Linked DNA regions of Homo sapiens: regions 1 and 2 are each linked to region 3. The links are chromatin contacts, found by Hi-C or POLR2A ChIA-PET in ENCODE. All regions are on one chromosome and are shown on one strand. The core of a region is the stretch at or near the end of the contact, and the rest is flanking DNA. Distances in the headings are between cores, read along the strand shown. Region 1 has its middle 190 kb from the start of NDUFV2. Region 2 overlaps MTCL1 (microtubule crosslinking factor 1). Region 3 holds the start of RALBP1 (ralA binding protein 1).

Region 1 (2,791 bases), core at 124-2,623, 560 kb before region 3:
TCAGCCTTAGAATACTCTCCAGCTGGGACATATTCCTGTGTCTCATCTTTCCTACTAGACCAGAATTTGCCACATCTATTTTCTTTTTAGTCCACCCGACACACCTACCCTCCACCCCTCCACACATACACTACACATGTGCAAACATCTCTAATTAAATTAGACTATAGAGGGCTTTGGGATGGAGGGAGGTGCTAGGACCCCAAGCCCTGCTCTGCCTGTAAGCAGCAGTTCACTGACCCATTTGCTTTTCTGACAAATGTGACTTGATAACCCCTGAGAGCATCCAGCTCTAACAGTCTATAATCCAGTAAATTGCTACCCAAAATGATTCTGTTTCACAGGACTGTGTCCAGCCTATGTGCAGATTATCAACCCCCAGGTAGGCTCTGGGAAAGAAAAACTGACAGCCACCTACTTTGCAAACCCTGAGGCTGTGGTTTATATAAATAGGGACTGGTGTGACTTGAAAGCCTATATTCCTAAGGCCAGGCACAATGGCTCATGCTTGTAATCCCAGCAGTTTTGGAGGCCAAGGTGGGAGGATTGTTTGAGGCCAGGAGTTTGAGACCAGCCTGGGCAACATAGCCAGACCCCAGCTCTACAAAAATTAATTAAAATAAAGCATTAGCCAGGTGTGATGGTGTACACCTGAAATCCCAGCTACTTAGGAGGCGGAGGTAGGAGGATCACTTAGGCCCTTCAGTTTGAGGCTGCAGTAGGCTGTGATTGTATGACTGCACTCCAGGCTAGGTGACAGGATGAGACCTTGTCTCTAGAAAAAAAAAAAAAGAAGAAAATGTGTGTTTCCTGTCAGCAGCCTTTACCCAGAAATGTCATGAGATCGCCTCACTGGGCAGCAGACAAATTATATCAACTCTATCCATTACACAAATACTCCAGACCACAGGGTAGCAAAATATAAGAAAGATTTATTAAGGGAATAAAATATCCAAAAACTTAGACTTATGCCATGGCAAATCAAACCCTTTTCCTAAGTGCAGCTCACGTTTTTTCCAAAGCACTTTTTTGTGCCACCTCCATACTTCCTGGTGCCTTGACAGAGAAGCTACGTCCTAAACAGTTTCCTCAATTTGCAGTCCCTGGGGACTCCAGAGAGACGGCATTGACAACAGCATGTAATATTGATGCTCAAATCAATGTTTTAAACATTGAGCTCCAAAATGAATAAGACTAAGGAAAATAAGCAGCCCAATTTCTATTTCTTCAATCTTTGAGCAGGAGCAAACCAGACTTTTTGGCCAAATTCTTAGATTTTTAGCAGAGCAACAAGAATGTTGACACCTAACAACTTCTGAAGGACCTACGGAAATTGCTCAACAAGAGGGGACAAATGTGTGGGCTGTTCAGGTAACTTGAAGCCCTAGGGAGCACTTCCTCCTGCCACACCGGCAGGTTAAGAGCCTGTTTGTCACAGGCCAGGCCTCATTCATCATTACCCGGGTGCCGTCTCCTGACATCAGTGAGTTTTCGGCCCCTTGACAGCACCTGTCTGGCAGCCTGGGCTATCAGCTGCTCTCCTGTCGCTCTGGCTGAGCACAGGGGACAGCCTTGGCCCAGCCCTGTGGAATCTTCCAGTCCACGCCCTCCTCCTCCTGGCAGCCCGGCACACACACACAACCTCGAGGGGACAAATGAGCAGTCAGTTTAGTTTCTCTGCATTCAATGGGAGGGCACCAGATGGAAGGCCACAGAATGCACCAAGCCAGGGTCTTTGCGGGGAGGTGGGCTGTTGGGGGGCTGTCACCATAACAACAGGAAAAGCACTGCTGAAGTTTCTATTTTGGTGCTGCCACTAATTACTACGAATATTTCATTCGGCCCTGTGATCAGCCATCCCCAGAGCCGCCTGTTACCGGCAGATGGCTTGTTTTCTTCTCTCTAGAAAGTTAGCCAAAGACCACAGTTGTGTTTGGTTGTTTCATTCTTTTTTAAAACACTGAGTGGCTTAAGAATGCTTTGTTTTTGCATTTTATTGTAAAAGTCAGATACCTCTAGATTTTCTCCAAACAAACACTATTCTGGGAAATAAAAGGCAGGCCTAGTAGCATTGACTAATTTAGTGTTTAAATATATGTATGAGTGAGAAAAAGGATAGTTACGCCCTTATGAGTAGAAATACTTAGCAGATCTGACAAGTATATCCATATGGGGTTATTTTTAGAAGTTCAACTTTCCCCATTCTTTTTTTTTATTTTTTAAGAGTTAAGGTCTCGTTCTGTTTCCCAGACTAGAATGCAGTGCCACAATCGTAGCTCATTGCAGCCTTGAACTCCTGGGCTCAAGTGATCTTCCTTCCTTAGCCTCCCTAGTAGCTGGGACTACAGGTGTGAGCCACTACATCCAGCTAAATTTTTTTATTGAGATGAGTTCCAGCTATTTTGCCTAGGGTAGTCTCGAACTCTTGGTTTCAAGAGATCCTCCAGCCTTGGTCTCCCCAAATGCTAGGATTATAGGCATCAGCCACCACACTCAGCCTTCCTATTTATACACTAAAAATTTTAAGTGAAACCCTGTCTCTACTAGAAATGCAAAAATTAGCTGGGCATGGTGGTGCATGCCTGTAATCCCAGCTACTCAGAATAAGGGAGGAGACCACCCCTCATATTGTCTTATCCCCAATTTCTGCCTCCAAAGAAAGAAGAAGTAAAGACTAAAAGGCAGAAATGAAATCCACAAGCAGATAGCCCGGCGCCACACCCTGGGCCTGGTAGTTAAAGATAGACCCCTGACCTAATCGGTTATGTTATCTATAGATTACAGACATTGT
Region 2 (2,723 bases), core at 28-2,527, 720 kb before region 3:
TGCCCTTGGCTTTATAACATGTTAGAATGATGAGACAGCATTACAGGAAACAAGCAAAGTAAATCCATCAAGTGCCTGGTAATGAGATACCAGTAATGTCAGAGAGAAAAGGGAACCAAGTCGTTTTGTAAGATTTTGATGGAATCTTATGATAGATGCAGAGTTTTAAATTTGTATTTTTGCAGCCATAGCCACCCAGGTTCCTAGTAGCTTTAGTATAGATGCGTGCAGTTCTGCAAAATGCCTGCTATCTAATGTTGCCTTTTTCTTCCCAATTCTGTTTTATATTCTCTCTTGTTCTCCATTTCTTGGTCCCTGTCTCTCTGATGTATGAAGTAAGTATTAGTGGAAAGAGGGCTTAGCTCTTCAATCTTTTTGATGGGAAGAACATAGCTTGCAGGTGGAGTACACCTGAGAGTCTCCAGCTCTGCCCTGACTCCCTGGTCCTTTTTACCTGGTGGCATCAGAGAGCCCCTGATGTGAGCAGCCTGGTGCGTTTGGTCCTGCAGGGGTTATCTTGAATCACTGATAATATCTGGGAGTGCTTCGGTCACTTTTTTGTGAAAGTGGCTATGTTAGCGACACAGCACATTTGAGTAACACCGCCTGTTGCACCAAATGCCCCCGTGCCACGGCTGCTCTTGCTGCCACTCTGAGTTAAATGGTAACTTCTTAATGCATAGGACGACTGTGGCTCAGCGCCACCAAAGGACTTGCCCAAGGTCACACGCGTGACAGGACGAGGGGCAGGACCTAGGCCTTCTCCTGCCAAGGTCGCAGGTGCTATTTGGGATGTCGTTTGTTGCTTTTGTTGTTTTAACCGGGATTGGTTTGAAATGAAAATGACCACATCAGCACAAAGCACCGTGTTTAGTCCTTGATTTTCTCCTCAACAGGTTGGAGTTTAACAAGGGATTGGGTGGTGGCGAGGTCGTTCTTTGGCCCCAGTCTTGCAGCGTGTGTGAGTGTTACTCTTTATGAAATGCTGATGAACCAAGCCAGCTGTCATTTCTCCCAGGAGCACTTCAGGGACATCTCACACGCTTCTCCTCACTCTCCCTGGGACCAGGTCTGTCCCAGAAAACCTTCCTGAGGCCATGCAGCTTCTGAGTTCCAGGACATCTCTCGGGTGGCCCCAGGAGAACCTGACCTATTTTGTGGCAGATCATGACTATTTTTAGAGTCTAAACCACCTTTAAAAGACAGACTATCATCCTCTTTCAGAGAATATAGTCCAATCAAGTCAACAGAATGTTCACAGGGAGTGGGGCACGGAGGAGGATGTGGTTTTGGAGGTTATACAGTAAGTTATGAAGCATGACACAGATGTGATTCTTTTCATCTATTTTGTTAGGTCTGTATTCAGAGTAAGAATTATTAGCCAGGCATGGTGGCTCATGCCTGTAATCCCTGCACTTTGGGAGGCCAAGGCAGGAAGATCACTGGAGCCCAGGAGTTCAAAACCAGCCTGGTCACCATAGCAAAACCTTGTCTCTATAAACAAAAACATTACTTAGGTGTGGTGGTGCACACCTGTAATCCCAGCTACTCAGGAGGCTGAGGTGGGAGGATTTCTTGAGTGCAGGAATTTGAGGCTACAGTGGGCCAAGATCGCACCACTGCACTCCAGCCTGGGAGACAGAGCAAGACCCTCTCTAAAAAAATAAAGAATAACCATGCACAAGATTTAACACGTTCATACTGGGGTCTCTCTTGTAGGTCAGGGCCTTTCTGGAGGTCGTCAGACCATGCGGTGACTTCTAACCCATGTCACATTTCCACTACAGAACAGTGTGAGATTTCAGCCTTAGCCATGAAAAAGAAGTGTGTGTGTGTATGTATGTGTGTATATATATGTGTGTGTATATATATGTGTATATATGTATATATGTGTATATATGTATATATGTGTATATATGTATATATGTGTGTATATGTGTATATATGTGTATATATGTATATATGTGTATATATGTGTATATATGTGTATATGTGTGTATATGTGTGTATATATGTATATATGTGTGTATATATATGTGTGTATATATGTGTGTGTATATATGTGTATATATATGTATATATATCTCAAAGGCAAGAGATCCAAATTCTCACTTAGGTGGAGTTTCAGGAATGTTGAAGGAGAGAGGCAAACTTGTTGGAGAAAAGAAAAATTTAGAGCCTTTAAAGGTGAGGAAGAAAGGAAAAATAGGAGTGTTTTTATCTCTTTATGCAGTGAGGTCCAGAATCCAGCCATTGTCAGTTCTGAGCATCTGGGATGTGGCCAAACCGCAGGGTGCTTCAAAAAGCCTCTGAATTCCCAAAGAAGTTGCAGTGAATCCCAAGGAATATATTTAGTGGGCAAGGTCTCCTCTTAGAGCCCTTCCCTGTGAAGTTAGCTGGATTTCTATCTCCTAGTGGCTGTCGTTGTCTAAGGCCCCAGTCCCTGGTGGATGTGACACTTGCAAAGCAAAGGGCACTGCAGACACCCTAGTGATGAGTGAGGGGAGCAGCATTAGCACCGTGGAACTGTCAGCCAGAGAGCTACAAGGTAGGGTCCCCAAAGACTGGTAAGAGGACCCCAGACACAAGGAAGATGTTGACCTGCATTCTGTCATTTTCATATAAGAAGGCAGGAGACTGCCTGTGCCTCTTTGGAAAGAGTACCTGAGAATGAGAAATTCTGGCTCTCCCACTGCTGAATGCCATGGGCAGCTGTGGTGTTT
Region 3 (2,760 bases), core at 164-2,663:
TCACACCCTCACCTTTGGCTAGGCCACTCGATGTTGCAAGAAACACGTCCATCAGCAATTGCCTCAGTAGAAAACTCCCTCTGCTCCCCTCCTGCATCCACATAGCAGCTTCAGGCAAGGCCTCCATAAGGCCCAGCGTGGATCAGTGCCTGCCCCTTGGCCGAATCAGTGCTGTCACAGGCAGAGAATTGTCACTGCCATGCTCACCTGCCCAACCCAGTGGTCAGAGAAGACTGTTCTACTGCGAGAGGAGCCATGAGAAGGCTTTTCCGAAAGTCAAAGACCAATGGCTACCTCAGACCATCCCGTATCCACTCGTGGGAGGCCCCTGAATGAATCTAAGGCCCCAGGGGTTGAACTTTACTGAGTAGGGAGCGCAGAGTACTAGGGACAAATTTACCGCCCGCTTTGAGGAAAGCTGATGTGGGAGCAGAGAGCAAGATGGATAGCAGCGGCCAATCTAAACGGGCAACGAAGTGCCACAGAGTGCTGCACGTAGGAATGCGAGTGACAGGTAGGGTCGTCTATTCCAAGTCCCTCCTCTCCCCTAATAAACTGCCACATTTCAGAAAACACGAAGACTGCTGAAGCCGTTTCCAGCCTTCGCTACGCATTAGCAGAGCAACTCAACAAGCCTGGGTGAAAGGCTTCTCGAAGAAATTCAGTTATCTCTACTGCCAGCCAAACACGGACTGGGCAGCTTTCCTCGGGGGCTGCTCGGTAACTGCTGAGCCGGGGGCGCGCTGAAGCCCTGCAGAAGCCCACACCCGCTTCAGGAATTCCGTGGATGTTCCCGACAGAGGTTTATTCCCGCCTATCCCTACAGGCCCACGGCGCTCTTTCCTCCAATCCCACACCCAGTCGAAGGCGGGGCAGCCGCCCCACCCAGCGGCCAGCCGGGCGGCCCCCAGTCTGGTTTAACTGGTTGGAACGACTAAAGCACGCTGGCGCAAGGAAAGCTCTCAACTTCGGGAGCTGAGGCGCAGGCTGGCCAGAGCGTGGAGAGGAAAGCCCTTTCCATCCTCAAGGCCGTTGCAGGAGATGCCCGCGAGCCACCTTCGCCAGCACCACACCGGGGTAAGCCGTCCGTCCCCGAAACCCGCAAGGCCACCGACTGCGCAGGCGCCTGCAGAGCACTGGCCCTCGGCGCGTTCTCTCGCGCTCTTCTTCAGTCTCCTCAGCGAGCCTGGGGACGAAGGGGGCGCGGTGCCTCCTGGGTGTTGTAGTTTGCTTCCTTGGCGAGAGGCCTTCGGGCTGGCTGGACGCCGGGGCCTTGGGAACTACGCCTCCCAGCGCGCCCCGCGCGAGAGCCCAGGTCGCCTGCCCTTGACGGCTTCAGCCGTCTGAGCGGAGAGGAGGATCCGGGAAGCCGGCTGCGGCGGGAGGAGGGAATGCGCGTGCGCGCTGGACCGCCTCGTCCCGTTCCGTCCCAATCATTGTAAACAGGCAGAGGCTGGGCGGGGTGGGAATGGGGCGCCCGAGGCCGGCCTGGGGCGCAGCGCAGGAGGCGGCTCCGGTGGCTGCGGCGGCAGCGTGAGCGCGAGGAGGCGGAGGCTGCGGCGGGGCGGACGGTCGCGCGGCGGCAGGCACAGGTCAGTCGCAGGGAGCGGTCGCGTGCTAGGGTCGCGGCGATACCCCTGGAGTGCCCGAGGAACCCTCTCCCGCGCCGGCCTCGCGCCCGCGTCTGTCAGGCAGCGTGTGGGGCTCGGTGCTCGCAGCGCTCGGGTTTGAAGTTGGGGGTGGGGGGCGTGGCTGCCCCTGGCGTGGGTTCCTCCCCGGAAAGCTTCGCCCCAGTTTTCGCCCCCCTTGGCCGTGCGTCCCTCCCACTGGCCGACGGGCCTCCCTTCGTGGCGTCCTCGTTTGTGGTGCTCTCGGGGGCCGGGGGTGGAGAGTTAGGAGTCCCCAGGCCTCGGGGAAGCTCTTGGGGGGCGCCTGGACAGAGGCTAGGGGACCCAGCCCTCACGGTTGGTGGATCGTGCCCGGCATAGTGGCCAGGCTCCAGGGCTTACCCAGGGGACCAGGACAGGCTCCTGGTGTCGCCCACCGCTGGCACTGAGCAGTGGGCGCCTTTGGGTGCTGCGATCCTTCCTTCAGGTTTCAGTGGGAATGGACAGACAGATCTGAAGTTGAAAATTCTTTTCACAACTCATGTTCAACTATGTGTGTTGTCAGAATGCTCTTAATGAGGTCAGTGTTCTCCCTCTTTTTTTTAAAACTGATCGTTGTGAGAGTGAAACAGGTTTTACAGAATATTTAACACCTCCGTCTTCCCTGAAGTAATTCTGCTGTTTCAAGTTTTGGGATTCAGTATTACAAAGCCTTCCTCTTGAGCAAGGCCTAGTACAATTCTTCAAGGTCCCTAGCATGTTAATTCGAGGTGTTTTGAACGTGCATATACAGGAAGTGCAGCCGTTTGGCCGTTGAGTTAGTGCTCCATCCAGCCTTGTTAGAAAAGCTTTCGCTGAATTTTTAATTTAGTGGAGTGGTCATGTTCTAATGCTGCAGTACTTTGGGGAGTATTCCATTATACTTGGCAGTTATTAACGAAATACTGAACTTGTGATAAGGTTTTGTTTTGGTGCTCAGCATTTCTAAATGAATAAGTGGGACTGTGAATAAGAAAGATCACCTCACTTTCTGTTTTTAGAGTTATTGTGGTCATTTGATAACTCCTTTCTGTCTTTGTGAAAATAATTACTGTAAGCTGGAGTGGCGGTAGTAGGGGTAGGAAGGAGGTCAGTAGAGTGGTTTCCACCTCTC

What was found. Hi-C counts contacts between places; a loop is a spot of excess contacts on that map. ChIA-PET counts read pairs that join two places held with the same protein, here RNA polymerase II (POLR2A). Pooled maps may share reads with other maps.
Region 1: a pooled map shows a loop between it and region 3 (5-fold over the local background). The contact joins the enhancer-like site here to the promoter of RALBP1 in region 3. A Hi-C loop is called at or near these places in 4 of 50 pooled maps.
Region 2: a loop to region 3 is called in a map of naive thymus-derived CD4-positive, alpha-beta T cell, with 10 times the contacts of the local background. The contact joins the enhancer-like site here to the promoter of RALBP1 in region 3. A Hi-C loop is called at or near these places in 1 of 168 maps with a recorded cell type or tissue (naive thymus-derived CD4-positive, alpha-beta T cell) and 4 of 50 pooled maps. POLR2A ChIA-PET finds 5 or more read pairs at or near these places in 1 of 52 experiments (WTC11).

Annotation. Positions count from the first base shown.
Region 1 is chr18:8,911,043-8,913,833 of GRCh38, forward strand. No RefSeq gene overlaps it. Among named protein-coding and RNA genes, the nearest start is that of NDUFV2, 190 kb to the right of the region's middle. Within about 2 kb of position 1,374, at least 6 of the 41 ENCODE cell types and tissues checked have a DNase peak (open chromatin) inside an H3K27ac peak, as active enhancers do.
Region 2 is chr18:8,754,479-8,757,201 of GRCh38, forward strand. All of the region lies in intron 3 of MTCL1 (microtubule crosslinking factor 1), which reads left to right. Among named protein-coding and RNA genes, the nearest start is that of GACAT2, 48 kb to the left of the region's middle. Within about 2 kb of position 1,278, at least 3 of the 41 ENCODE cell types and tissues checked have a DNase peak (open chromatin) inside an H3K27ac peak, as active enhancers do.
Region 3 is chr18:9,474,100-9,476,859 of GRCh38, forward strand. RALBP1 (ralA binding protein 1) reads left to right here and starts at 1,414. Exons shown (of 10, transcript NM_006788.4): 1 at 1,414-1,592. RefSeq lists a silencer at 1,345-1,754 and enhancers at 1,378-2,246, 1,985-2,044.